Linked DNA regions of Homo sapiens: all the other regions are linked to region 3. Evidence: chromatin loops called from intact Hi-C (ENCODE). Cell type or tissue: B cell. All regions are shown on one strand. Each heading gives the region's core, and the rest is flanking DNA. Links, peaks and the distances in the headings are about the cores only.

What was found. A loop is a pair of places that touch in the nucleus more often than their neighbours do. Peaks named below come from ENCODE experiments on the same cell type or tissue, not always from the same donor. Only the 100,000 strongest peaks of a DNase experiment are listed, where the experiment ranks them.
Region 1: a loop joins it to region 3, with 4 times the contacts of the local background. A loop is called at or near these places in 4 of 110 quality-filtered maps.
Region 2: a loop joins it to region 3, with 12 times the contacts of the local background. A loop is called at or near these places in 12 of 110 quality-filtered maps.
Region 4: it touches region 3 in a loop (11-fold over the local background); 3 of 110 quality-filtered maps call a loop at or near these places.
Region 5: it touches region 3 in a loop (7-fold over the local background); 12 of 110 quality-filtered maps call a loop at or near these places.

What each region holds. Positions count from the first base shown.
Region 1 is chr21:25,964,841-25,971,004 of GRCh38, forward strand. All of the region lies in intron 11 of APP (amyloid beta precursor protein), which reads right to left. Among named protein-coding and RNA genes, the nearest start is that of APP, 200 kb to the right of the region's middle. RefSeq lists an enhancer at 3,140-3,249. In B cell, for the core only: no CTCF peak of the experiment used is centred there; a DNase peak (open chromatin) is centred at 2,921; H3K4me3 peaks cover 1,178 bases; H3K27ac peaks cover 2,802 bases.
Region 2 is chr21:25,419,378-25,425,541 of GRCh38, forward strand. It overlaps LINC00158 (long intergenic non-protein coding RNA 158), which reads right to left. Exons shown (of 5, transcript NR_024027.2): 3 at 5,177-5,272; 4 at 1,331-1,423. Among named protein-coding and RNA genes, the nearest start is that of LINC00158, 9.2 kb to the right of the region's middle. RefSeq lists an enhancer at 2,169-2,368. In B cell, for the core only: CTCF peaks have their summits at 2,586 (motif pointing right) and 2,785; DNase peaks (open chromatin) are centred at 2,514, 4,914 and 5,454; H3K4me3 peaks cover 2,220 bases; H3K27ac peaks cover 4,039 bases.
Region 3 is chr21:25,605,659-25,611,822 of GRCh38, forward strand. MRPL39 (mitochondrial ribosomal protein L39) reads right to left here and starts at 1,823. Exons shown (of 10, transcript NM_017446.4): 1 at 1,745-1,823; 2 at 791-997. The coding sequence starts at 1,817. RefSeq lists an enhancer at 1,768-1,887 and a silencer at 2,868-2,927. In B cell, for the core only: CTCF peaks have their summits at 2,798 (motif pointing right) and 3,011; DNase peaks (open chromatin) are centred at 1,893 and 2,803; H3K4me3 peaks cover 2,299 bases; H3K27ac peaks cover 2,610 bases.
Region 4 is chr21:25,453,793-25,459,956 of GRCh38, forward strand. The region is part of intron 8 of LOC105372753 (a long non-coding RNA gene); the gene reads right to left. Among named protein-coding and RNA genes, the nearest start is that of LINC00158, 25 kb to the left of the region's middle. RefSeq lists enhancers at 3,080-4,279, 3,631-3,920 and a silencer at 4,400-4,529. In B cell, for the core only: no CTCF peak of the experiment used is centred there; DNase peaks (open chromatin) are centred at 3,109 and 3,799; H3K4me3 peaks cover 584 bases; H3K27ac peaks cover 3,516 bases.
Region 5 is chr21:25,878,278-25,883,876 of GRCh38, forward strand. APP (amyloid beta precursor protein) reads right to left here. Exons shown (of 18, transcript NM_000484.4): 18 at 2,273-3,494. The coding sequence ends at 3,393. Among named protein-coding and RNA genes, the nearest start is that of GABPA, 150 kb to the left of the region's middle. In B cell, for the core only: CTCF peaks have their summits at 3,702 (motif pointing right) and 3,908; a DNase peak (open chromatin) is centred at 3,714.

The DNA of each region.
Region 1 (6,164 bases), core at 646-5,645, 360 kb after region 3:
CCACCCGCCTTGGCCTCCCAAAGTGCTGGGATTACAGGCATGAGCCACCACGCCTGGCTGACCTTTTTACAAATCTGGTAGGTTTCATAAATTTTTTCCAGGGTATTTTGCTAGTTCTCAGAAATAATTTATTTTGGTTGTTCAGACCACAGTCATAAATTAGTGAAGGCAGCATATAGAACTGAAATTTAGCACCCAACACAACCCCATGATTCATGCTTTCAGACAAACTCTAGCACAGAATGGATAAAGAGCTAAGATCTTCTGACCTGGGAATACAGAAAGGACAGAAAATGTTTGGACTTGTATGTCTTCAAGCTTTGTTTAGTCAAACAGTGAAACATGTGTACACTTAATGATGAACAGAATTAGTAATACAACCCAGAAGGCAAAGCGCACAGTGTTGCTGAAATCATAAGCAAAAGATATGTTCGACTAACTCGGACCCTTGCAGAGATTTGTCAAACGGTCTGATCATCCGAAAAATGCCAACTGTGACATATTCTTGACTTTTTAAGAGAGATTTACAGCAATCTGCTTTAATTTTGCATATTCATACTTGGACTATGGTGGTCCTGCTTCATACATCCTCTAACTGGTTAGCCTATTCAAAGAAAAGTACATTTGCATTTCTTTTAATTTTACCCTCTCCTCTTCCCATACCTAGGCAGTGTTATGACCTATTAGAAATTCTGAGTTTTTTGTTGATATTAAAACATTTATATAAGGAAACTCAAGGTGATGATACTTAAAAGCCAAACATCACCTGGCATCTTTAAACTGGTATCCATGGTCAACCTTCACAAAATGAATGAACCCCTTAAAGCTTATGCGAGATTGTGTTTGCGTGTGTATGCGTACATGTTTCCAGGGTGAGGATTCTTTGCTACCCATCTGTTCTCTATCAGTCATACCAGGCAGGTGAATAACTACTGGATCTTTAAATGTGCTATTTGTCTACAAAAACTAAATATTTATATTTTCATAATACATTTTCATTCTCAAAGATAAAATGAACATATATATTAACATTAAAATACGTAGGTTTGCTGGAAGAAAGCAGAGCGTAAAACCATACGGTGCTATGGGTTTTAATAGCATCCTGTGAAGACCTATTTGCATTCTGAAGGCAGTGACTGAGCAGTGCTCCACTGTGGAGGGAATCTGGGTGATGAATATGGCCTCAGTGGCAAAAGACAGCTTTTAAGCTAATGCCTTCCCAACATACTTCTTAATGTTCTATGTAACTTAATTAAACCCAGAAACCACTAGTATCTCTTGTTACATACTTCCCATTTGTATGTAGCAAGATTTTATCGAACTTGGTAAACATTCAGAAGGTAGGGAAGTAATAGTACTGAGTGGCTTTACTGAAAGAGCATGTATACCATTCAGCATAGTTTATAAGATTTTGTTCACTAAATGCTAATTCTCTCATTTTCCTTCCCATTCACTATCTGTTATTGGGTTTGCCCTTAGGAGTGCCCAAGCTAATGAGTCCCCCTTTGCTCACCAATGTATACAGAACTCAACTAAAAATAAACGGATGGTGAACAAATAAATAATAAATATGTAAGTATAGAGCAATTATTTACTTTTCTGAAAGATGATCTTTTTGGCCTGGCAGTCTTTCAACTTTTAATTCCATTCTGATTAGCTTCATAAAATTTTGGTTAAATTCAAAACCTGCTGGTGGAATGCCTTAAACATTATAATATTCATCTGTCCACATACCAAGAACTCAGCAAATAATTTTTAACTTACTATCAGTTACATTGAGGTACAGATGTCCCATATTTGCTTTGGAGATATATGCTATATACATATATTTTATAAGATAATTTCTTTTGCAACGAAAAGTGATGGGTAGAAATAATTGGTTTGTTGGGTGAAGGGCAATTAGCGGTATCATATAAAAGCTCAAGTTTAGTACCACAATTTCTTTTTTGCTTTAGAAAAGAAAGGTACACCAACACCCACATTGGTTAAAGTTTGGTTTAGTTGTAATCCACATCATATAGTGGCGAAAAATTTATTTATGAGGTGGTTTAAACCTTCTCATGCCATCACCTGTTTACCTGTGACAAACCTCCCATTAATGTCTACCCTTGTTATCTCCAATGACGGCTGTTTCTTGTTGAACATTTATTGCTCTTCTGCTGGAATTTACCAAATAGCCTTGAGCAAAATCTCAACTTAGTGATGAAACCGTGCTCTTTAATGAAGAGTCTCACAGAATTCATGTTCTATCAAAGAATTATGTGAAGAAGTTTCCAGAGATCTCAGCAAAATTTAACATGTGGCTGAACCATTCAAAAATGAGAAACCAAAGAAGGATGCCGATGCTATAGAAACTGCCAACATTTTTTTTTTGCTCAATTAAACTGATAGCCTGAATGTGAAGCAGCAGATAGAAGCATGAAATGAATTTCAGTATGGATAAGATGGTTTCAATCGTTAAGACACTGAAAAAATCCAAACAACACAACTGGGATAGATAAACAGATGTACAGGAAAATGTTTCCTAATTCTCACTTCCCTTTAGAAAATGCAGTTGTTGAAGTCAGAATAATAATCATGATAACTGTCTGATGAAAGATTTAGACTAAGTATCTGTAAAAACACCAAAAATCTCAGAATTACAAAGAAAGCTTTGGCTGTGTATCCCTTATCTTTAAAACAGTTCAAGTCTTACAAATTAGGGGGTGCTAAGGTTTTCCAAACCTAGGCCTACAATAGAAAGTTGATTGAAATAAAAAATCCCTATCTGGCCTTTGGTTTAACTGTACAGGATCACATTAAGTCTAATTTCTCTTCAACAGTCAGGACATATCATCATCTTCTGTCTATGAAGGATAAGCAGAACGCTGAGAGTTACAAGGGGAAAGGCTCAGACAGCATTTAGTTCCTGTTTCATGAAGCTATGAATAGTTTGAGTACGAGCCCTGACAAAGTAAAAAGCAGGAAGTGCATGACTGTAGAGGGCAGGTTAAGAAATGATGAATGCTTAGCTTTAAGTATTTAATCTGGTAGCTTGCAGGCCTCCAAAGGTGGTAGAAGTTAACCTCCTGTGCTGCAGTTCTGGAGAGGCATTTAATTCTTCCAGGGGGAAAAAGTGCTAACTCCTTGATTTTCCAAAGAAAGTCTAAGGAAAGTAAAAAGGTGAAGGGGTTGGTGTTTAGAAGAGTCACTAGCCTTCAACAGAGTAAGAGTTTTTTCTGAGTGCAAAGACACAGCTCTGCTCAACTTTTTTTTCCCATGGGGAAAACAACTATTTTAATAATTGTAATATTTCAAGTATTTATCTCATTTTTTAACTTTTAATTTTGGAACAGCGTCTTGCTTTGTCATCCAGGCTGGAGTGCAGTGGCACCATCACAGCTCACTGCAGCCTTGACTTCCTGGTTCACACTCACACCTCAGCCTCCAGAGTAGCTGCGACTACAGGCGCGCACCATCATGCCTGGCTAATTAAAAAAATCTTTTTTTTTTTTTTTTTTTGTAGAGATAGGGCCTTTCTATGTTGCCTAGGGTGGTCTCAAATTCCTGGGCTCAAGGGATCCTCCCACCTCAGCCTCCCAAAATGCTGGGATTACAGCTGTGAGCCACCACATCTAGCCTAAAGTATTTATTTTAAATACATGTGCCTATATATGTATGACTCTAAATATGAGTCAAACAATGCATTTTTAGGTTGACCATTCAGTGTATTTGCCTATAGGTACATAACTAAATCAGAAATTTGAAACATACAGTATACTCAGACACAGGGACTCAGGAAATGAAATTCATTAGTAGAACAAGGAATTCTAGCTGCACAAAAACAACATCTCATAACACTTCCACGTTTAGGTTTAAAAACTGAGTAAAAGTATGATTTAAATCTGAGCTTCAAAGAAACTGAAAACAATCCACATTGTTTTGGAATCCCGTGTTTGCAAAGTCTGAGAATATACGGTAGAATTTGTTAAGGGTTAGACAGGTAATTATTCTAAGTGGTAACATCTACAGAATCTATGGAAACGACACTTTTGATTTACTTATATTCAAATACCATTTACTGAATACAGTTGTCTGCATTTTCCAGGCACGGTGGTTAAGTATGAGGGAGATCTCAGAAATATTTATGTATGACTCCTATTACAAGATGTGATCTTTTTCAGACAACCACCAGTAAGCTCTGGATTTATGTCTTCAAGAGGAAGGTATAAAAGTCCTCAAGAAGGCATTTAATTACGCCTGCAATCTCAGCACTTTGGGAGGCGGAGGCTGGCGGATCACGAGGTCAGGAGATCCAGACCAACCTGGCTAACACGGTGAAAGCCCGTCTCTACTAAAAATACAAAAAAAAAAAAACATTAGCCAGGCATGGTGGCGGGTGCCTGTAGTCCCAGCTACTTGAGAGGCTGAGGCTGGAGAATGGTGTGAACCCAGAAGGCGGAGCTTGCAGTGAGCCAAGATCACGCCACTGCACTCCAGCCTGGGCGACAAAGCAAGACTCTGTCTCAAAAAAAAAAAAAAAAAAAAAAAAAAGAAGGTATTTACAATTTTCTTGTGCCTGCCAAAGTGCAGACCTAAGTGCCAGGTCAAGCCATACAACATTAAAACTTAAATGAACACCTAAAGATGGTAACTTAACAAAAATGGCAAGTAATGCCCCCTAGACTCCAGGCCTGTGACCACCCAGCCACATTTTATTACAAAGGAAAGATTTAAAGGTGAGTCATGGTGGCTCATGCCTGTAATATCAGCACTTTAAAAAGCCGAGGTGAAAGGATCGCTTGAGGCCAGAAGTTCAAGACTAGCCTGGGTAACACAGCGAGACCCTGTCTTTACAAAAATTTTTTAAAAATTAGCCACACATGGTGGAGCTTCTGTAGACCCAACTCTCATGAGGCTGAGGCAAAAGGATTGCTTGAGCCCAGGAGGTTGGGGCTGCAGTGAGCTACGACTGGACCACTGCATGCCAGCCTGGGTGAAAGAGCAAGACCCTGAAAAGAAAAGAAAAGAAAACAAAAGAAAAGAAAAGAAAAGAGAAAAGAAAAGAGAAGATTAGAGAAGAGAAGAGGGGAGGGGAAGAGAAAAGGAAAGGAAAGGAAAGGAAGGGAAGAAGGAAGGAGGGAGGGAGGGAAGGAAGGAAGGCAGGAGAGAAAGAGAAACAGAGAAAGAGAGAGAGAGAGAGAAAATAAATAAATAAATAAATAAATCCGAGTTAAGAATTTAACAGGAATCCTTAGATCAATCAACAACAGTGATCTGATTTTTGACAGTAAAATATTTCTTCCTAATCCAGTTTTTAATTTTTTTTTCAAATGAACATGTTGCCTAATTCCATATGAAGCAATGCGGAGGCCCACAATAAGCACGATTACAACCACTCTAAAATTATCCCCTTTGATAAAAGATGACACTTCGGCAAACATTCTTGCCACTGCCTTTCCTGTGATGGCTGATGAGACTAAACTGAGAGTTTAAATGTACATTTGTTAAAGCCTCCATTCAGCCCTCAGCTTATTTTTAGTCCCATCAATGTCCATTTAGCAAAGATCTTACTTTAGAGATTGGACTTTCAGCTGGAACGCTTCACAAGTTTCTGCTATAAAGATTCTGGTCTCAGCACCCACCAGCCTATCCTTCTCTGGCAAATGATCACACGGCTCCTCTCCTGAAAGCGTGTTCTCCAAAAAAGAGAGGAACCAAGGAACTTTTGTTCTGCAGAGATATAAAAAAAAATTTCCTGACAAGTGCCTTGCTAAGATAGAGAATTTTGGCAAATAGAAAATGAAAACGCTAATATGAATATTCTTTTTCAAAAGCTCTTTGTTTAGAGAGGAAGCTCGTTCTAGTGAGAAGGCACCACAGTGACTCGCGGCTCTACCCTCTCCCTTCCCAGCAGTGTCACCCTGAACCAGCCGCTCCATCTCCCGAGGTTGCAGTGATATCATCGGTAGAACAGGGTAAATAGTATCTTACGTCTTGGAAGAATGCCACGAGCTCTTTAACGGCTCCTCATGGCTTTCTGTGCACTGTAACTTTATCCATAGAAAGAAAAATCAAAATGGTGAGGAAAATCGGTGCAAATGGGTGACTTTCTGGTTAAGTTGCATAAAATGCACAAACAATTCCAGCCAAGATTGAGTGAGAAGAACTGGATTTACCCTCCT
Region 2 (6,164 bases), core at 623-5,622, 190 kb before region 3:
ACCCAGGAGGCGGAGCTTGCAGTGAGCCAAGATCGTGCCACTGCACTCCTGCCTGGGCGACAGAGTGAGACTCTGTCTCAAAAAAAAAGATTTTGATAAAGTGTGTATGAGTTTAAAACTCCTTTTCTGACCCTAAAAATTTCCCAGTTCACTTTCTTTTATTCTGGTCCCTGACCATGATGCAAACCTGAGAAATCCACCAGAGACATAAAGTGGAGCTGTCAGTAGGACTGCACCCCAAATCAGGCAGTCTAGGCTGTGTTTGACTGTGGAAGAGAGGGAGGCAGGTGGGGCCACTCTGACCCGCAGATTTTATGTCCCGAGAAGGAGCAAAGAACTCTGCCACCATCCTGCTTCCTCTAACAAAGCCCCTGACAGAGCAGTCATGAGTAATGCTTCGACCTGGAGACCACCTAAGAATTTTATCTTTAAACAGTTAAAGAAGAGCTGTGATTTTCAAAGTTTCTGCCAATCCTTATATTGTTAAATGTGCATTGCCAACCCGCAGTTTGTTTGAGAGAACATTTTATTGGGACTTTTTGTTACAAAAGGCAATGTCTAGGGCAGAGTCTGGAATGAGAAGGTTGACACAAAGGAAGCTAAATAGCTAAATTGTTCCATTTAACAAATGATCGGTAAGTTCCACATGCAGTAATAATGTGTGTTGTAAAAAGGTTTTGTCTGAAATGGGTGGGAGGTGAATTTAAGGACTTGAAGAAAAGGGGGAAAAGACTGTGGCACAAGAGAGCAGACCCACAAAAATAGTAGCAGGCCAGGAGCCAAAAAAAAAAAAAAAAGCATAAAAAATATCAGTCCCCTAAAGCAGAAATGGCTAATGAACTTAGGAAAGGTGATTCACTTATTCTATTTGAGGTCGTTTCCTTATTTGTGCTACATGACCAAACCTTCAGGTAAAGTAAATTCTCTGTTACAGCCCTGAGTTAATGATACAGAAGGTTTTGAAGGAAAGGTACTCCTTTCTGGCTTGGAATGAATTGGTATAGGCAGGAGACAGGTACCAGGAGGATAATAGCTCCAGAGCTAAAGAAAGTGATATAGGAAATGGATACTAGGAAGTTTGTCAAATGGGAGAATATATAAGCCAAGAGCATCTTGTACCCACTTCTTTTCACTCATTGACTCAGGGAAATACGAGAAAGGGTATTAGTCAACTGCATCACTTATTGAATTTGTGGAAGAAGGGCTCATTTATTGAATTTGTATTTGAAAGGACAGCGTAACCTCAGAAGGCTGAATGACTTGGAGCTACTTGGCTCACAAATTTCTTCTTCCTGAATATTTTTGAAATCTTGCAACTTACAGTACTTACCATTGAGCATCCCAAAGATTTCCAAGTAGATGTGGGGAACCTTGTCCCTTAGGGTATGGCATGAGTTTGTGCATGTGTTCTGCTCAGGGTTCCCTGTCAACAAATGAGACAAATACAAAAATTACATAAATCTTGCCTAGTAAATAGAGGGAAGATATTCTAAGACAATGACAATTAAAAAAAAAATAGTCCGTCAAGTTGTCCTTGGCTGGACCTAACCATCAATGAGAAAATGCATGCACAGGCTGGGAGGAAAATCATATTACGTGTTATGTGGAAACAAAACAGAAAAGTACTGGCCTTATTAGGTTACCACTTAAGAACCCTGCCGCTTAGGCTGGTGTCTTGGTTTGAGTCTTCCCCATAGCAGAGCCTAAGACAAGGACTTAGACTTGGGGGCAAGTGGTTTATTTGGAAGGAGATATCAGGAAGCTGAAATAAATGAGCAGAAGAGTGAGAAGAAGGAAAGGAAACATAAGGCTGTGTTATAAATGTGGGTTTTTTCTGCCGGGCCCTCTGAGAAGCAAACCAAACGCCCTGCAGTCATCCCCTTCCACCTCTCCCACTTCTGGCCAAAGACAAGAGGCTGAAAATTTTCTCCAACAGCTTCCCATTGTCCTTGGTTAATGATTGCCCAAGGACAAAAATCCCTGCCTCTTCCAGTGTCCTCTTTCCTGAGCCAAATCCCAGGAAAACAGGAGATAGCTGCCAGCAAGAGATGAGTCTCTGAACTCTGAGAGATTGTCCACTGACACAGTGGCTGAAATCAGTAAGGGGCCGAGAGGAAGAGATGCAAAGTACCAAAAGCATCTGCCACTGCTCAGCGTTGAAAGTGGCCATACAAGTTCACATGGTGTCCTTGTTTTCAGTTCCTATGTACTTGTAAGTGGCAGCCACAGAGTAGAATTCAGACTTCCTGTCTCCAGAGAAGTGAAGCTTTTCTTCTTCATCATGCCTCCTGCAAGAATTCAACCTTCAGCAAATCAACTCATCCACTTTTCAATTGCATCATGATGAGTAGGGTTGAAAGATAATATCTGTCACCACCCTCAAGAAGTGTGTAATTCACTGATAGAAACAGACATATAAAGAGATCGATTTTAATAGCATAGTGAGGATGAGAGAGGTACATACACAGACACAAGGCACTAGAAAAAGGCAGAGATGGCTCCCTGAGCCCAGCCTAGAAAGTGGAACACAAATGCCTGAAGGGGGCGTTACAGGTGCATAGAAGAACATGAAAAAGACCGTAGTAAAAAGCAAACCACCATGCTGTGTGCTTCTGTTTTTCTCGTTTGTTTCTTCCAACTGTTTTTGAATTGACAAATAAAAATTTTATATATTTATGGTGTACAACGTGGTTTAATTTTATGTGTACATTGTGGAATGGCTAAATCAAACAAATTAACATATGCATTACCTCACACTCAGTAATTTTCAAGTATACAGTATATTGTTATTAATTATAGTCATCATGATATATAATAGATCTCTTGAACTTATTCTTCCTGTCTAACTGAAATGTTCCTCCAACTTTTGGAACTGATGATAGCTTTTTCTTCACAGTTTTTAGGTGTAATAACTTTCACGTTTCATCCCATGAAGACAGGCTATTTCTGTCTTTCTTATTTCTCTACTCCCACTACAAACTTAAGAGACTCTCCATATTTGGTAAATGATTTAAAGAATGAAGGAAGGAGTGATTTTTATAATCTCTTTAAATTCTATAACCTACAAGAATATTAGGATCATTTCTTATTAGAAAAGACAGATTCATCAATTGGTGGCAAACATGAAACCCAGGAGGTTTCACACTGTATCTCTAAGACACTTAATATTTATCTTCCCTGAAACCATAGGGAATTGATGTTCCAGAAAAAAAATCATTTTACGTGTGTTTTTGTCATCTAAAAAGTATGTTTTGAGTAGTTTATTAGAATTATTTGGATATTTATGAATATTAAGGCTTTATTCATCACAAACAATACGGAAATAAGGGGAAATATGAGAGTCCCTTTGCTTCTCTCTAAGTTTTTAGCCTCTTCTTGAATATGTGCCCATGGTGCCTGGTGCCTGCAAGTGTTTTTTGTGAAGGTGGGTGGTTTTGATGCCCTGCTCATGGCATTGGCCGTTAATTGAACCTGACCTTGGCAAGTACTGTCGACAGTAACAGTAGCTTGTCTACATTCCCAATTCAACAACAGCCATGTGCTTTAAGGTTATGTTTTTTATTTTTACTTTTAATTTTGTATACTTTGGTAGCATTCAATTTATATGTCTGAATTATTTTTTAATTTAAATATAAACTAGTATATCAGTTACTTATCCAAAGGAATAATTCTTGGTCTATTTTTAAAGCATTTTTGTTGAATTGGTGATAGATTGGTTCAGACACATCTATAGTTAAGAGGCTTTGGTTTAGTTCTGAATTACAGCAGGAAGTTGCAAAATACTATATAAGCTCAGGAAAGTAGTCTATTTTCATGGAGCAAATTTCAGCTAGCCAATTTTTCTAGAACAGTCAACTTGAAGATTTCATCCTTTCCACAAAAACTAATTGATTATCTACTATGGGTCAAACATTGTGCTACATGTTTATTCCAAATATCAATAGGTTCAAAATTAAATTTGCTATTTATATTATATTGGAAAACATTTTGAAGCTTCATAATGTATGCTAGGTCTATAAATATACTAGAATGAAGGACAGCAATCAGTCAGCATGAAACCATTCTTTTTGTATTCTACAGCTAACTGAACAAGGAAGGAAGAAAAGTGATGTCTGAGTTTGCTAATATGTTACATATCTATGAGCACCAGAAATGAGGTCTAATAGTTAACAATTTATAAATCAAAGAAAGATTTATCCTGGGAAATTGATTTCTATTTGAACACGAATGTATTAATAAAAATTCTGATATAAGTAGAATAGTTTCATATTTACCAGTATCTTGGCATGGTCCCTTTAACCACTCTATTTTTGATTATTTAAATTAAAATGATAAAGAGAAAGGGAAAAGAGATAGAATATTAAGAAAATTACCACTGGAATAAAGACGTTTGAATAGATTTAATTTAAATGACTTTAAACCATTTTAGAGAATTATTCTGGTCTGATTCATTAATCTAATATTATTATAAATGATTACATTAATTTTACTAAATCCTTTTTATCAACAATGTGATCAACTTGGTAGATAGATGAAGAAAAACACAAAAATCAAATCTAACTAAGTTCAAAGTTGTGACCAGAACCTAGTCATGTCAGTTATTTATAATCATAGAGTTTGAGCTTAGGAAATAAAAATATAGTTATGACCTTTAAAAATTGTTATGGAAAATATCCTATCTCACCAATTTCTCTCTTCTTAGTATTCCCTTATAGCCATTTTTTTCTACTTTGCATTATTTTAAGCTTTTATGTTTTAAGTATAGATGAGCTTTTTTATTTACCAAAAACTCTCCTTTCTGCCTCAAACACCTTTTTCTCTGTGTCTCTTTCTCTCGTTCACTTTTACATACACACATACCACACATGCAGTCTTCTTATTTTCGGTCCTATAATCAATGAACCGTGAAACATTTGTTCTTTGTCGCTTCCCTTTTTCACTTTTTAGAAAAGGAATATTATATCTGTTTCTACATAAGAAAGTCAGTGGAAATTTGAAGTAAACTTCTAGATGACTATCCATAGTATACATTTTTTTAATATCAAGAAAACCAAAGCACATGTCAATTTTATGCCCCTAATTATTCAAAGTTTGCCTTCACTATACTTATTCCAAATGATAATTGTGAAGAAAAAGCAGCATTTGTAGCCTTTCTTCTCAATGATATTGAACATACCTTTTATCGTGGAGCTGCTGGAGAAAAACAGTAGAATTCTCCTGTTGTTGAATCAAAATCAAATTCCATTTTCCAGAGATTGTTTCATATTTGTTCCTAAAATAATAATGACAGCTCCTCACATCCAAATAACATGCAGAAAAAAATATACATGCAATTGCCAGGAAGAACTAAAAATTTTTTCAAAACCTTTCTGGGTTCTCTAATTTCTATTTAGAAAGTCACTGAAGTGGCAAGACTTCAAATAAGGAAATTCCCCACTGATTGTAAGTTTTGTAACTTATACTGGATCAGAGAAGCCTGAAGAAGCTGGGATCCCTGGGGACGCACCCTAGGAGGTTATCTCTTCTGCAGTAGTGACTTTCCTCTCTACATAGAGAATGTTCTATAGGACTGACAAGCCCCTATGAAAATAACTTGGATTTTAGATATCATAAAAAAGTGCGATGCAAATCCTCTTCCCTTCTATTCTTTCTATTCCTAGCTTCATGGAATCAACCTATTTCCAATCATTTTTCTCTACAATCTTGTAACTTTAACTATAAAAGGAGACACCATCCCATTGTTTATTTTGTGTTTATTTAGAAACTTCTATGATTTCTAATTATTTACAAGGAAAAGGAATCACTCTTTTAAAATATGCAGAGTGTAAACATAAAGGACAATAAGAGAGAGAAAGGAGACACAATATCAAGAAACGCACAGCTGGAATAAAAATATCTTGAAAAGAATGAACCTGTCTATAATTATGCCCACTTCTTCTGTAGTTATTTAAAGATTACCCCATGAATTGAAAGAGGAAGCTTAGGTGATTCATTACAGTAAGAAAAAGAATAAAAAAACAGAGTTATGCTAACTTTCTTTTGGGTCTCCCACCTTCTACATCTCAACTACTACCTAAATGTATATCACAGCATCATTAGCCTGGTCTTGTAATTCACAGTGGCCATCTTCCCCCACTCCGGGAGGACTTGATCTATTTAAAATG
Region 3 (6,164 bases), core at 638-5,637:
TACTTGGGAGGCTGAAGCAGGAGGAGAGCTTGAGGTCAGAAGTTCAAGACCAGCCTGGGCACCACAGCCACCCTCTCTCTCAAAAATAAAAATAAATTAGCCAGGTGTGATGGTGGGCACCTGTAGTCCCAGCTACTTCGTAGGCTGAGGCTAGGAGTTTCAGTGAGCTATGATAGTACCACTACACTCCAGCCTGGGAGCAGGGCCAGACCCTCATCTCTAAAATTAAATTAAATTAAAGGAGAAAGCACACTAGTAACAATGCACTCAGGTCTGGTCACCTTCTGCCAGAAAATTATCTAGTACCATAAACAAAGCCAGATTCAAACAAGCGCCAGGCAGGACAATCTGTGCACTACAGTGCCAACCTTGCAATACTCAGAGTACCCTCCAGAACTACAGGGACAGTGAATAGACAATAAGGTGCCAGATAAAGAACCTCTGGGAAGTCCAGGGACTTCTGCGCCCACCACATCTGGCTAATTTATTTCTATTTTTATTTTTTGAGAGACAGGGTGGCTATGGTGCCCAGGCTGGTCTTGAACTTCTGGCCTCAAGCTATCCTCCTGCTTCAGCCTCCCAAGTAGCTGGGATTTGCTTGCTCTTTTTAGCTAGGTCTGTGATGTGGTGGGAGCAGTCACCATGCAGGTCTCAAGAAAGGATTTTGGTATAAAGGGATTGCCATGGCCACAGATGACCAGAAGTAATTACAGCATCCTGTCTCCTGCACCAGTGCTTCCACACAGCTTAAGTAAAAGGGTCAAAACTGTAACCTGATTCTGCTACTTACGCATGGCACAACTGTAGGGAGTTGAAATGTTTTTATTCATCACGAAGACAGTACCGGGGTCAGTTTTCCCAACATGCTTAACTTCTATCTTCTCAGTTCGGGGAGTTAATGATAACTGCCTGGCTTTCTCTTTATTAAAGAGATCATTCCGCATTTCTGTCAATTCTGTCGGTGACAGCTGAGAAGCTGACGATGTTGCTATAAATCCTGTGGAGAAGTTACAATAAATATGAAGACTGAAAAAATGATTAACGTACTGCCAAAAGTGCGCTCAGAGGTAAAATTAAACCAATTTGTAATATTAACAAACACCAGCGGAAGAAACAGAGCTGGCCCAGATACGTGCCTCTACTTTTAAATTTGGCTCTTTCACATCAGATCGCTATTTCCCACCAATTTCCTGTGTCGTGTTTCCAATCAGTGCTTTACAATAAGGGGCAAAAAGTAACCAGGAAACGGAGTCAAAACTGGACTAGAGTCATTGGGAAGGTGAACAAAGTGGTCGGTTTGACAGGGTCTGAAGAAAAACAAGAAAATTTCAGGAAACCAAAGGTCCCACACCGAAACTATCAATATCCAGAATGAGAAATGCTGAGTTTATATCCCAAAGGCCAAATCAGGGAACCTGCCAAGGCAAGTACGAGTATTCCTTGGGAAGACATGGACAGATGTGCACGGAACGTGCGCTGCTTCCCAGAGGCGGGCCCAAGCTCCTCCCGCGGCCTGGCTCCGACCCCTGGCCCCGACCCCTGCCCTTGCCCCTGCCCTCCGCCAGACCCTCGTTCCCATAAATTAGTCCTCCCAAGCTGTGCAAGAGCGACCGCCGCGGAGGGACTAAGAAACCCTCCTCCTTCCTCTGCCCCGCGGGACCTCCCCGGCCCCGCCTCAGACCCAATCTAGACAGACACCACTATCTAGGCCTCGCTCCCTGTCCCTACGGCCTCTGAAACTCACTCCATTTGATCCCGCCACCGGGTGCGACCAGCCAGAGCCGCAGCGCCCGGGAACCCATGGCCAGCGCCTCCATAGCAGCGGTGAGAACCGTCGCGCGCAAGTCCTTCTCCGCCCTCCTCCCCCGGAAACCGAACGCGCACTCGGAGTTCCGCAGGACAGGTCTGTTCCGGACCCAGCACTCAGACTGCTCGCCTCCACCGGGGGGCGTCAGGCCTCGCTGGGGATTCAGTGGCTGAGACCCCGAGACTCGGAGCCGGGGCGCGTTACCTGTGCTCGATACCTGGGCGCGGTCACCTACCCAGAGGTGCAGGGCCCCCAGGGCGGTCGGCCTGCCGCCCACCACGTAGGCTCTGCAGGGAAACAGAGTTCCACAGGCGTCGTTGCCCTCCGCCTTCAGCCCTCCGCGGGTTCGATCCCGGCCACCCAGGTGAAGCGCTTGCTTCCCTAAAAGAATATATGGTTTTCTTGGCGGGGGCGGGGGTGGGGGGGAATGGGGAAGGCGTCTTCTATTTTGTCAGCGATGACATCCTCTAGCGCGTGGCTTAACTTTCAATTGTGCCGGGTAGGTTCTTAGTTCGGCTGGAGTGGGTCTGCACCCCGGTTCTCCCCTTAGCTGTGGTAATAGAGGCCTCGGAACACGTCCCCTTGACTTTGGAGAGGACGTTGTAATTCCTAAGAGCTCTTTACAAATTTTCTAGTTTAGTTTATATAGTATAGGATGTATAGGAGAAGGCATCCCGGGGCAGAATTTTTGTCTCTAGTTCACTGATGTATCCCAAGCGCCCAGAACAGAGCACAGCGCAGTCAGCGCTCAACAGATGTTTCTTGAATGAATGAATGAATGAATGCCCTTGCAGGCAAACTTCAGCTCATTGTCTAATTTTTCTGTCCTACCAGGACGTGAGTGTTATTTGAAGTAAGCACTCTGTAGGTACAGGATGGAAATATTTTCATTTACAGTAGTTTAATTCTGTGGCTTTACTTAAGGGTGTCGAATTCAGCCTTTCCCCCACTCTGTCCTTTGCCTTGCAATTGGAATGCGCCGCCACCAGGTGGAAGTGCCGCCTAAGGTACAAATATGACCCTGCGCCACGATAGATCGACCGTCTCCTTGGCCCAAATGTTACACTCACAACCACTGCGCCAGGAAAGTGTAAGTATCTTCACTTTTTAAAATGGGAAATGTAAGTGACGGAGCTTGGATTTACATCCAGTCTACATTTTACCAGGCTACATTTCATTTAAGATCCTAATTCAAACCACGAAATGTACATATATACATATAGTGTTGGAGGGCGGGTGTATCTTTTGCTTCCTCAAATTTGCATACAGTTCCCATGAAAGCTGTCTGTTTCATCGGCCTTTTAGAGCCTGTACCCATTTAACCTTACCTAGAAACACTCTAGTGCCCTTAGAACATCTTAGAGCCACATTTAAGCAAAGCCTCTGAACATAAACTTAAGCAAGTTTGATCACAAACCCATTGGAGGCAGGTAATTGGAGTTCACCGGTATGAGAAATTAACCTAGTTGAAAGGTTGTCACTAGTGATAATGGCCAAAAAATACTATGTGCCAATCATAGGGCTTGGTTTATTAATTTTCACAACCTACCTGAGCAATTGGCATAATAATCTTCATATTCCAGGAAAAGAAATTCAGGTTTTAAGAGCTTGAGAGACATACCCGAGGTAAATCTTTGGCCAAGAATTCCCCCCAAATATTTTCTTACTCTGAATCTTCTTTATCTTGCCTTCTTTATCAACCAGCTCCCCAAATCTTAGTCTCACTCTGTCAATGTCTCTGCCAAATAAAAAGTATCAAGTCTGTAACAGTAAATATCTAAGATAAGCCTGGATCATTACTGTGCCAGAAAGCCTACAACTAACTATAAAATACAGACAAACAGAAACATGTTAAAAAGGACGGCGGACCAAGCTCGAAGGTCCTCCCGCTGTCCAAATTTGGGAGAGTTTGCATAACAAAAAGAATAATGCTGAAATATTATGACATGTATATTAAAAATTCATGAATCCGTAATGACACTCAAGAATAAATCAGTGTAGAAAGAGTGAAGAGAGTTTTCTGTACAAAAGAATGCCAGATAATAAAAGTCATAGGAATAATAGAATAGGGAAAATCACCATTCTGCATCTACCAATGTAACCATTGGTACAGGAAGGGATCGTCAATAGATGCTAAAATCAGTAGAGAAAGTTTGTTGAGGATCAGGGATATAGTCACATAGTCTCTAAGTATCACCTCACATATTACTGACAAAATACAAATGGATAAGTGAAACTTTTCAATGGAGAAATCTGGTGGATATCATCATCAAGTGGTCAAACTTATCATCACCCAAAATGAGACAATCTGACATTATTTGTGCTTCTTGGTTGTGATATAAACAATATTATCTATGGAGTATTCCTAACATAAATATTTAACCTGAATCTAAAGAATTATGAGGAAATCAGGTATATCCAAAAAGTGATATATTCTACAAAACAACTGACCTAAACTCTTCAAAAATGTAAGTTTTATGAAAGATGAACCCCCAAATAGTTAATAAACTGTCCTAAATTAAAGGAGACTAAAGAAATATACAGTTATTATCAATGCATGATCCTCGCTAGGTTTTGGATCAGGAAAAAAAATTTACAAAGAATGTTATTGTGACAGAGAAACTTGAACTGTATACTAAATAATATTATATCAATGTTATACTTCTTGGATACAATAATAGTGTCATGGTCATATAGGAAATAATCCTTATTCTTAAGATATATATATTAAAATATTTAGGAACCAAATATCACTATGCCTATAACAAACTCCCAAATGTTTCAGCAAAAACAGGGAGCTCTAATATTGAGGGAGGGAACAAGACAAATTTAGCAAATGTGGCAAAATGTTAACAATTAGAGAATCTAAGTGAGGATTTTAGTTGAACTACTCCTTCAACTTTATTCTGAAATGTTTCAACATCAAAACTTTGGAGAATAACTTCAGTGGTTTTCAACCATGAAAGTTTATTTTGCTTATGTTGGCTGTCAGTGATGGCAGCTACCAGCCAATTGCGGCTCTGCAACTTTATTCCAGAATCCAGGCCATAGAAGCAGCCCCTACTTGGTCTTGTGCTTCTTGTGGCAGAGGGAAAAGAATGCAGTTAACCACCTTGTGCACTGGCTCTTAAGAGCTTCTGTTCAGACTCACCTGTGTCTCAGCCACACAGTCCCCTGGCCCCAGCAAGTCCCCTGGTCAAGACCAATGTCAATCAAGTAGGATGCCTCCTGCAGGGAGCCAGTAAATGAGGTTATATACTTCACATTCAAGGAGGAATGCAAATCACTGGAATCAAGATTCAATAACAACGCCAGGTTTCATGGCTCACTCTTGTAATCCCAGCACTGTAGAGTGGCTGAAGTGAGCAGCTCCTTTGAGCTCAGGAGATGGAGACCAGTCTGGATAACATGGCAAAACCCTGTCTCTACAAAACAAATACAAAAAATCAGCTGGGTGTGGTGGTACTTGGGAGGCTGAGGTGGGAGAATCACCTGAGCCCAGGAAGTCGAGGCTGTAGTGAGCTGTGATTGCACCACTGCACTCTGGCCTAAATGACAGAGTGAGATCCTGTTCCAAAAGAAAAAAAAAAAAATCCAGTAACACAGTAATTTTCCCAAGATCGCAAAGATTATCTGGGGCTTAAACTCAGATCTGGCTGTCTCCAAACCCTATACTTTCTTTGTTCTCAAATTCATACGCTTTTTAAATCCAAATATTTGATTTTACATTTTCAAATCATTATACATTTACTTGTTGGGAAATTTTGTCTTTTAATGTAAAGGTGCCTAAGGAAAAGTTTCACTCTCAGTTCTTTTCTTGATTCACAAGTTCTTACCAAAACCCCACACAGGATACCACTGTTGAGAGTTCTTGATGCCTCTATCAGCTACCCCATTATTATGCCTCTATCAGTATCCCCATAAGATAGAGGAACATAACCTCTATCTTATGTTCCTCCTACTGACCCAACATGCAAGATACCAAACATATGGTTCTGTGCCTCACAAAGCTGTACTTTTAATCAGTTTGTGTTAGTCCAGATACTCTGAAGAACAGATACCAAGACAGAGGTAAGTATGCAAGGAAATCGTTAGGAGAAATGTTTGTAAGGGAAAAGGGGAAGGTGGCCAGGTAAGGCTGACTCCATGTGAAGAAGAGAAGGAAGGAAAATTGAATGAACGCATTCTTGACCACCAGTGCAGTCTAATAAAGTTTCAGCAAGATCATTAGGTAAATCCCCAAAGCCAAAGTGGGCATGCCTCAGTGTCCCCACTGTGCTCAGTCTTTGGCTGGGAGCAGCCCCTGGGAAGCAGGAAGCATGTTTGCCTCAAAGCAAACATGTTATTTCAGAGTTCA
Region 4 (6,164 bases), core at 742-5,741, 150 kb before region 3:
ATGGAAATGGCTCACAAGAGTATAAAGCTGACAAATCCCAAGATCTGAAGTCAGCAAGTTGGAAACCTAGGAGAGCTAATGGTTCCAGTGCTCAGGCTGGCAGGCTTGAGACTCAGGGCAAACCAATGTTTCAGTTAGGGTCCAAAAGCAGGAAAAAAAAAATGTCCCCTCTCAAAGGCACTCAGGCAGAAAGAGCTTCCTTTAACTCATGGGAAGATGAGCCTTTGTCCGCTTCAGGTCTTCAACGAACCAAACCATGTGGGCCCACCCACATCATGGAGGGCAATCTGCTTTATTCAGTCTATCAGTTTAAATATTAATCTCATGCATCCAAAAACACCCTCACTGATATACCCAGAATAATGTTTGATCAAATGCCTGGGCACCCCATGGCCCAGTTAAGTTGACGTCTAAAATTAACCATTACACCTGATATATACTCATGACAGATTTCTTTCAGAGCTTCCCATGTCAGTAAAATGTGCTTGCAACAAATAGGTCTCCTTTTTCTCCCTACTTTGCTTCTTCTCAAGTGCATTATTTTCTTTCCCTCATCCTCATACAAGCTATTGGAGAAACACTTTGGAATGGGAACTAACATCTACAGCACACCACCACCCCATGCCATGCTTATTACCAGGTACTCATCACACTGTGTCCCCGCCAGAAGCTAGAGAACAGGAGAAGTCATCCAAGTGGCAACAACCTTGGGAAGCCATTGCAGCCCTAACTCTCTTGCTCAGCCTTGTCATTTCAAAAACTCAATCTCGTCAGGGTGTCAAATTCGGTCAAACTTGGGCATTATAATTCACAGAAACTCGATTCAAGATACTTCTGTACAAACAAACAAAAAGCCATCTAATTAATTACAACAAGAAATACAACTGCCAAGGGGGATCTCTAGCTAAAGCATCCCTTCCTTGTAAAATTATATCAGAAGTCAAATTAGAATTGAAATATTAGGTTAGGGCAAAAGTAATTGCAAGTAATTGCATTTTTTGCCTTTCAAAGTAATGGCAAAAACTGCCATTACTTTTGTACCAACCTAATGTTGATTACTTGAATTGAATCTAGAGTAAGTGGAAGGTTGATTTAAACAAGATGCTCAATTACACCAAGCGAAGAATGGCTGATGCTACAATTTCAACAATCATCAGACAGGAAAAAACTTGGAACCCAATTTTGCTAGATTTTTCTGCCATAATGTACCTCATAGATTCTTTGTTTTATTTTTTCATATGCCAGGTGAACCAACTCCCTATCTGTGTAACACATTATTTGTTTCAAAAATATTTAACAAGTTACAAGTCAAGTCTTACTGGCCCATAAACTATTTTATCTCATTAAGATGACCCATCTTGCTGCACTCAATTTCCATAAGCTTTCAAAGAAAATCTCACTGTTTGACTTTCTTTTCATTCATATCCATTTAATTCTTATAACAATTCTGTTCTGGTAATCAATTGCTGATTAATAAGTGATCGCAAAATGTCATTACTCAAAATAATAAGCATTTTTATTAATATCATTATTATTCTCAGCATATTCTCAACATCATTTTCAGATCAGGTTACTGATATAACTGACATTGGAATATTATAACATTTTTAAGTGATGTTTTGAAGTCCTCTTGACCATTCTTGGAAGAAATAACTTTTCTATTCTCTACTAAACATTCTTCACATTTCATATTGGCTACTGCAGATATGCAGACATTCTTTTTATTCCTCATACACCTCTTCTGTTCTTAGAAATGCAGGGAGTAACTGCTTCATTGGTCTGTTGGACTATTCCATCTTAAAATGTTAATGAATGTTAAAACAGGTGATATCCTCTCTTAGACAAACCATTCTTCAATGCCTTAACCTAAAGGAGTTGGTATATTTGAAATATAATCATCAAAGCAAGGTTGGTAGAGAAAAAAGTTGGTCTGGGAAGAGGAGATTTGAAGGTGAAGAGTTAATTTATTCATTTAAAAAACACATATTGCCAGGCATGGTGGCTCACCCCTGTAATCTCTGCACTTTGGAGGATGAGGCAGGGTGGAATGCTTGAGCTCAGGAGTTCGAGACCAAGTTTGAGCAACATAGCCAGACTCTGTCTCTACAAAAAAAAAAAAAAAGAAAAAGAAAGAAGGAAAGAAAGAAAGAAAGAAAGAAAGAAAGAAAGAAAGAAAGAAAGAAAGAAAGAAAGAAAGAAAGAAAGAAAGAAAGAGAAAGAAAGAAAGAAAAGAAAAGAAAAATCAGCCCGGCATGGTGGCACATGCCTATACAACTCAGAAGGCTGAGTGGGGAGGATCATCTGAACCCAGGGAGGTTGAGGCAGCAGTGAGCTATGATTGTGTCACTGCACTCCAACCTGAGTAACAGTAGTGACACCCTCAAAACATAAATACATAAAATAAAATTTAAAAACACATATTGACCCACAAAACGTAATTATTTGTTAAGAATGGCCATTTGGTGACAAGCAGCCCAAGGAGGCAAATTTACTCTTAATAAGTTTTTTTTAACTTGTTTTTGAGACAAGGCCTTGCTATATGCCACCCAGACCATAGTGCAGTGGTGCAATCACAGCTCACTGCAGCCTCCACCTCCTGGGCCCAAGCAATCCTCTCACCTCTCAGCCTCCCAAGTACCTGAGACTACAGGCGTGCACCATCACACCCAGCTAATTTTTGTATTTTTTGCAGGGATGGGGTTTCGCCATGTTACCCAAGCTTGTCTCGAACTCCTGGGCTCAAGGGATCTGCCCACCTCAGCCTCCCAAAGTGCTGGGATTACAGTGTGAACCACCTTACCTGGCCTAAGCTAACAATTTTTAAAATCACATTAATGTTTATAAAGGTGTTATAATCCCTGGCAAAGTTCCCATGCTACAAGTCCAGCTTAATAAAAAATGAGACGCCATTTAGGCATCTAGCCTTAAACCTCATACCTCATGATACTAATACTTTAAGCCTCTCATAAGGGGAACTCATACAAGTCTTAATACTTCACAGTTACTAGAATGCTGAGACCTCAGATGAAATTTTTTTCTTGTGGCTTTCTACAGAAAACCATGAAGTACAAAAATTTGCTTTTAAGCTACTGTACTCATTTATTCAACAAATATTTGTCAGGCGTTGCTATGTGCCAGGAACTGAGGTGCAGGGAACACAGCCAGAGCAAGCGTGACCCCTGCCCTAAGAAAATTTGCAGTTTGAATAAATGTTCTCAGACCTGCAGTCATTCTGGGACTTTCCACACCTTCCTTCCTTTCTTTTCTTCTTTCTTTCTTTCTTTAGTGTTACCATCAAATTGCTACTACAGTGTGATACTTAAGAGAACAAATTCTAGAATTAAAATGCTAGGGTTCATAACCTAGTTCCACCAAGAAAAACAATTTTTTAAAGAGTCATAAATAATAAATAAATAAATAAATAAATGCCAGAAGAAATCAATACTTGATAATTGAATAATTATAAGTATAATAATTATTACTTCATCAATGCTCTTATGTGAAGCAAAACTCTGACAGTAGACACTCTAAAGTTCCAGAGAAACTCTCAAAGAGCATTTTTTTTGTTTTGATCCCAACTACATTGCTTTTCCTTAAGAAATGGTTTTTACAGTATTCTCAGACCACAATCCTTCAATATTTTAAAAATCATTCCATTAAACTCTGCTTTTCCATCTCCCTTGTGAACTCTTGGCCAGTGAGACACAGTTTCATTTTCACTTTTTCAAAATGATAGTATGAAAAAACAGAAGTGAAAGTATGAATCATAATATAATCAGGAGTTCATACTGAGATACCCATTTATAACTCAGAAAACCACGGGGTATTTCCAAACTGATGTCATTCATAGAAAGAATACCATGTGTTGTGGAAGAATAAGAAAAATTACCTAAACCAACTGGGGGATTTAGAATACATGTGGGATATTCCCAGCTAATTATTTTCATTAAAAAATTTTTTTACAAAGATCAACTGTGTTTCAAATACTTACAGTGATAGTCATCTTGGAAATTACAAACTGGATTCTGGGTTATACTTTTTAATTATGATCAGTGAGACAATGGACATTGAGATTTTGCTTTAGAGCACATAATGCCATTATAACTGTATATAACTCAAAGTTATTTATATAACTCAAGGTTTTATATATATAACTAAAGTTTTATTTTCCTTAAAGAGTTATATAAATACCAAAATAGCCATGAAATCCCATGTAGTTGTTTTACTTATAAGGAAGAATTTTTATAGGAAAAACTGTGAGCCCTGCTCAAATTATTAAAATTGGGCCGGACACAGTGGCTCATGCTATAATCCCAACACTTTGGGTGGTCGAGGCAGGCAAATCACTTCAGGCCAGGAATTCGAGACCAGCCTGGCCAGCATGGTGAAACCCCATCTCTACTAAAAACACAAAAATTACCCAGACTTGTTGGCTTGCGCCTGTAATCCCAGCTCTGAGATCACGCCACTGCACTTTAGCCTGGGTGACAGGGTGAGACTATGTCTCAAAAAAAAATTATTAAAATTTATTACTTTTATTGTATTATGTTTTGGGGGGGAAATACATATGAATCTCATTTTTCCAACCAAACAATTAAAAATGATTTTTCCCTCTCTCTACTACATCCCACTACATTAAAATTTTTTAAGAACTTAAAAATGTTACGGTGTACATGGCATAAATTAATGATCTTACAGGGATGAAACCTTTCCCAGGAAATATTCTCCTTTAGGTTGTGTACACTGGCTTGGAAAACACTTTGGCTGTGTTAGTTCTGCCATAGTTGCTCCTATGGTGGCAGCTTTGTCAGTTGTTTTGACAGATCCTAATATCCAGTTGTAAGGACAGGCCAGCTATATCTCTTTTCAATCTGAATGCCCCTGTTGCCTAATCAGCCAACATCCCTGACATGGAAAAGTCATGCCACTCACTAATCTTGGTAATACCCTGGCCTGTTCTTTGGTTTCTGAGACCTATCCAAGAGTCCAGTGATAGACCCACAATCTCCTGTCCTAACACCTGTTATGAACTGCTTTGTTATCCTGAATCTTTCAGCGAGGACACAGGTGAATCTGCTAGTAGGATGGTCTGGCCCCATGTAATTTAGAAGTAGATTTTAAAATGTATCAGAAAATCAAGTTTCTCTTCATTCTATATACCAACAGGAAGTCCACATGGATTAAAGACTAAAAGCAAACCTTAAAAATTTTAGGAGAAAATGTAGGAGGCTCTCTCATAATACTAAAGTTAAAAAAGATTTATCAAAATATAAAAAGGTTTATCAGTTGTAACAAATGTACCATTCTGGTGCAGGATATTGAAAATGAAGGAAATTATGCCTATGCAGGGGTGGAGGTAGGTATAAGGGAAATCTATGTATCGTCTGCTCTATTTTACTATGAGCCTAAAACTGCTCTTAAAAAATTGAGTCTATTGAAATAAAGAAATAACAGAGCAAACCATTAAGTACAAAATAAAAAAGAATAAATTTAATGACATTACCATTTTAAATTTCTATATATTCAACACTATAAACCAAGTTAAAAGGCAAGCAAGTGACAGAAGATATTTACAAGACATTTGAAAAATATTTGCAATCTAGAATATTTTAAAAATCCTATAAATGAGGAAACTGCAAAAAGTGCAGTAGATAGAGAAATATAAACCTTCAGTTCACAGAAGAGAAGCTCTATATGGCCAACAAAGATATGTGGAAAAAAGCTGTCACTTGCTGGTAATAGAAACATGCAAATTAAGACAAGATACTCTTTCATGTCCATCAGACTGGAAAATTTTCAAAAGGCTGACAATGACAAGTAATGGTAAGGAAGTAGGGGAGAGGGATAGGAAACTTACAAATTCTTAATGACTGGTAATTAATGAACATTGACATTTCACTAAGGCAGTGTAGCATACATTTGAGAAGAAAAATATAAGAGGTTGAAAGAGTACACTGGTATGATTTAGAAAACATTTTTGCACTATCTAGTAAACTTGGAAATTCAGGACTCAGCAAGTCAACTTCTAAAGCATAAAATCCAGAAACACTTTTGCACAGGGACACAAGAATGCTCCCTGCAGCACCCTTTTTTTTTTATTTTAAATTCCAAAATGTCTGCCATTGGGAGAATGGCTCCTCTTAGTTTCATCTGCCTCAACACTA
Region 5 (5,599 bases), core at 600-5,599, 270 kb after region 3:
TAAGGCATTATCTTTTCATAATTATATATGTATGTATATATACATTTGGCTAGACATTTTTTTCATTAGCTTTAAAATTGTCAGAGGCGTCTGAACCAGAGCAACTCCATTTTGAATAGGGGCTGGGTAAAATAAGGCTGGGACCTACTGGGCTGCATTCCCAGAGGGTTAAGTCATTCTAAGTCACAGGATGAGATTGTAGGTCTGCATAAGATACAGGTCATAAAGACCTTGCTCATAAAACAAGTTGCAGTAAAGAAGCCGGTCAAAACCCACCAAAACCAAGATAGCAATGAGAGTGACCTCTGGTTGTCCTCACTGCTACACTCCCACTAGAGCCATGACGGTTTACAAATGCCATGGCAACATCAGGAAGTTACCCTATATGGTCTACCAAGGGGAGGCATGAATAATTCAGCCCTTGTTTAGTAAATAATTAAGAAATAACAATAAAATGGGCAACCAGCAGCCCTTAGGTTCACTCTGCCTATGGAGCAACCACTCTTTATTTTCCTACTTTCTTTAAAACTTCATTTCCTTTTCCTCTATGGACCCGCCTTGAATTCTTTCTTGCATGAGATCCAAGAACCCTGTCTTGGGGTCTGGATTGGGACCCCTTTCTGGTAACAAAATGATCAAAGTTAAAGCTGTAGTTACTGTAACTGAGTTGGCCTTGGAATGCCATCCCATATAGTGCCATGTTTGAGAGCTGGTTTTCATTTCATTGGTGGCATTAGAAATGTACTATTATATTAGGGTTAATTCGCCCTGCTACCCCAACTAGCTAGCTACCTCCCCTTGGGCCAGGCAAAATGGAACAGTAGCTTGTACATATGAATTGTTAACATGTACATATCTTCATACAGCAGTCATGTCTAACTGTCCCTAACAGGGCAAGGGAGATGACCGGTCATTTTTTCTCATGAAAACAAGATACACTCAGGTGAGTTTTGAGTTTGTTCACCATGCAGAATGTGACGAGATAAGTTTAATTTTCTAGCTTAGTGTTTTTAGCTTAAAATGTTGCAATCTAAAGCTAAAATGTTCACCTGAGGCCAAGGACAACACAGCAAAAACAACAGGGCCAATGTGTCCTCAGACCTTTGGAATCGCAGTCAGATATCACTATGAACTGAGTGTTTGTGTTTCCCCCAAATCCCTATGTTGAAACCCTAATCCCCAATAATGGGATGTGGAGGTGGGACCTTTGGGAGGCAGTTAGGATTAGATTAGGTCATGAGGGCAGAGCCTCACGATGGGACTAGTGTTGAAGGGAAATGAAGAGACCATCTTATTCTTCACCATGTGAGGATGTGACCAAGTATCCTCATTTTTCTAAGAAAAAGAGAATGAGTTACTATTTTTTTCTCTTCTTTTCTCCATTTTCCAGTTTCCCATGTCCTACTTAGCCCTTTAGAAATGCAATTATAATTGTTTACCTCTCCTTCACGAGACACTCCCTACAGGGCAAGGCTGTCTAACATGTGTTTCAAAGCTCCAGTGAAACTCTCCCTCACCAGGAGACTGCTCAGGAGACAACAGTCAATTTACAACCCAAATTATGCCCGCTACAAAACTCTCCCCCACCTGGAGACTTTCGGACACCTTTGTAATCGAATTCTGTCCACAAAGACGTCAACTCAACCGCCTGGTAGATAAGGCACCACAACGAGTACAGGGACCTCCACCTGCTCACTGCCTTCCCTGCATGTCATTCGTGCCAGGCCCTCCTTTTATTTATTTATTTATTTATTTATTTATTTATTGAGACGGAGTCTCGTCTGTCTCCCAGGCTGGAGTGCAGTGAGCCGAGATTGTGCCACTGCACTCCAGCCTGGGTGACAGAGCGAGACTCTCAAAAAACATAAATAAAATAAATAAATATCCTACACTGGTCAGGACAACTCCCTTCAACAAGGAATTATTCCCTGCAAAATGTTAGTAGCGTTCAGGATGAGAAACCATGCTTTACAGATAATCAGCTGTCTTAATTTTTATTTCCCTGGAACTTTTCCCTTTGTCTCTCATTTGGGACAAACTTGAGGGCCAAAATATGGCAGCAAAATGTTTTAGATCAAGTAAAGACTGTAAATTAGGTCTATGAAATATTTTCCCAGCACTGGGAGACACATGTTGGCCCCAACTTCCTACTCAGACTTGCAATTAAGACACAACAGGTGTGGGTACCCAACATGCGAAGACTTCTCACTGGTCTGTACGTCAGTAAATGGTCAAGATTGTTACTATGGAATCATTCACACCAGCACAATGGTGCTCCTCCAAGAATGTATTTATTTACATGAAAACACCATTTTATACAAATTGAAGACACATCTTAAAAGAAGGGTTTGTCCAGGCATGCCTTCCTCATCCCCTTATATTGCCACTTCCATTTTCATCTTCTTTTGTATCATAAATGAAACTTCAGACTGGTTAAAGAAAATTGAATCTGCCTCTTCTCCCCACCCAAAATTACTTCGATTATTTAATGTCTGTAGTCATCCTTCAAAGAAAAGTCTTGCCCGGGGTTATTTTATTTAATTTATTTATGTAATACAGTGTAGAAAGCGATCATGTCATAAGCAATGATTCTGTACAATCATCCTGCAGAAAATTGTTTTGGAGAATTCTTGGTAATTGAAGACCAGCAGAGCACCCCTCCCCACCCGCCCCGTAAAAGTGCTTACAATGAACAGGGATTCTTTTCTTTATCAAAGACCCAAAGATACGTGGACAAAAAAAGAAAAGCTTGAAGTCTCAATGCCTAATGTGTGCACATAAAACAGGCACGAAGAAACAAACGTGTGTATCCTCTTAATTCCTATATCACAAATATAGCAGAAGCAGCAATCTGTACAGTAAAATGCAGTCATGGAAAAAAAATCTCTCTAAAGCATCTGAAATACTTAAAAATGTTTAACTTTAAAATGCATAGTGATCAGGAAAGGAATACTTAGGCAAGAGAAGCAGCTGAACTCCCACGTTCACATGAAGCATCCCCCATCGATTCTTAAAGCATATGTAAAGTAGGACTTAATTGGGTCACAAACCACAAGAATAATATACAACTGGCTAAGGGGCTATGTGATAAATAATCAGGAGAGAATCTATTCATGCACTAGTTTGATACAGCTAAATTCTTTACAGTACACAAAACCCATTAATAATGTAGTATAGAGACCAAAATGTAAAGAGAGATAGAATACATTACTGATGTGTGGATTAATTCAAGTTCAGGCATCTACTTGTGTTACAGCACAGCTGTCAAAAGGCGATAATGAGTAAATCATAAAACGGGTTTGTTTCTTCCCACATTATTCTATAAATGGACACCGATGGGTAGTGAAGCAATGGTTTTGCTGTCCAACTTCAGAGGCTGCTGTGGCGGGGGTCTAGTTCTGCATCTGCTCAAAGAACTTGTAGGTTGGATTTTCGTAGCCGTTCTGCTGCATCTTGGACAGGTGGCGCTCCTCTGGGGTGACAGCGGCGTCAACCTGAAAAACAAGAGGAGAGCTGAGTAAAAAATAAAAATCAATCTTTTAAGGGTGAACATGGAGAAGCAGTAAAAAGATAAGGAGTACAGTACTCTTCTTTTGCCAAGATTGCAGAACACCCATAATTTTCTCCCCCACTTTGACATCTTGGAGCAGAACGCCTTTGCCCACCAGTTACACAGATGCTGTGCTCCATCTAGCCACCAGGTGGCGGTGGAAACCTTGACGCGCTTGCAACGTGTCCAGTGGTTGTTTCTGGTTCCCCAACTCCACAGTAAGTGGATAAACCCAGTGCAATGGTATTTTTTCCTCCCCTGTTGGGTCCATAAAGGACAAACAGAGTCAACGGAAGCCTGTTTTACGTGGAAGTGTTTTGGTAAAATAGATAAAACCACAAGAGTATCATGGAGGGAGATTCAGCAAAGTATACTGTATCTTGGGTGACACTCAAATCTGTGTAGAAAAATACTCGATTTCCTGGACTGCTGAATTTAGTCTAGCCCATTTCTATCAAATTTTATGTTTGTTAAAATGTTAAGGAGAGGTTTGAGAATCAATTAAAACAATAACATATACCAAAGGGGGCTATTATTTGGCACAAGAAAAAAGGAAGAGCAAGGACGACGCCATTCTAGATGATGTAATTTTTTAAAAACTGAGAATTAAGATACTATAGAAGTATGTTCAGCTCAAAGTTTAAAATCAGACCCTCTCTGTTAATATGTTGCTTTACCTCTAAGGTCAGGCCAGTAACTGAAGACGTTTTTCTCCCCCTGTCACTGTTAGAGCTGTGTGTGGCATTTACTGTCTGCAGGTTGGGCAGGGTACTTACCCCTACAACGTGGGCAGTGGCTGTTCTTGTTTTACTATATTTGTTATACCTCTCCCCGTTCGCAGAAGAGAGGAGGTCCTTAACTCTGCTGAATGAGTATGTTAAAATTCCTCTTTTGTAAAACCATGGTAAGATGAAGAGAATAAATAGAAAGTCATCAGAATGAAGAGGCATGTTTTCCAGAGAAAAGTTTGGATGTACCATAGAGAAGATATTCCTTCAAAGGGATATTTCCTAGAATGGGCTGCTCATTCATCTCTGGGAGAATACTGCAGGCCCATTCCCCCTTGTTGAGTGTTGCCAAGTGACATTCCTCCCTTATGCAGCTTTTCCCCCTACACACCCCATCTGGCATGGATCTGAGCCTACACAGCAATGCCCCTGAAGCCAAGGAAGAAAAAGTACCAGCGAGGATGTAGTGTCAGCAGTAAGACATGAGGTCTCGAGATGGAGCTAGATATGTCATGACTAGACCACACTGGCTGATAACAATTCAGACTAAAAGATCTGTCAATATGGCCGGGTGCAGTGGCTCACTCCTGTAATCCCAGCACTTTGGGAGCCTGAGGTGGGTGCGTCACTTGAGGTCAGGAGTTTGAGACCAGCCTGGCCAACATGGTGAAACCTTGTCTCTACTAAAAATACAAAAATTAGCCAGGCGTGGTGGTGCACGCCTGTAATCCCAGCTGCTCCACAGGCGGAGGCAGGAGAATGGCTTGAACTTGGGGGGTGGAGTTTGCAGTGAGCCAAGATTGTGCCACTGCACTCCAGCCTGGGAGACAGAGTGAGACTCCATCTCCAAGAAAAAAAAGGCCAGGTGAGGTGGCTCAAAATCCCAGCCCTTTTGGGAGGCCAAGGCGGGTGGATCACGAGGTCGGGAGTTTGAGACACGCCTGGCCAACATAGTGAAACCCCATCTTTAACAAAAATACAAAAAAATTTAGCCAGGCACAGTAGCACGTGCCTGTAGTCCCAGCTACTCCAGAGGCTGAGGCAGAAGAACTGCTTGAACCCAGGAGGCTGAGGCTGCAGTGAGCCAAGATCGTGCCACTGCACTCCGGCCTGGGCAACAGAGGGAGACTCTGTCTCAAAAAAAGTAAATAAATAAAAATAAATCTGTCAGTATAATCAGGTCCCCTGTGGTCCCTTCGGATAGCCCCACTTCATGAAGTGATTGACTCTTTTCAGTCTGGGAGTGAGGTGGAATGACTACCAGTGGCTAATCCCAAGGCAGCTGGAATAGGTAGATATACAGCTCCCTCATCCCTTGGGA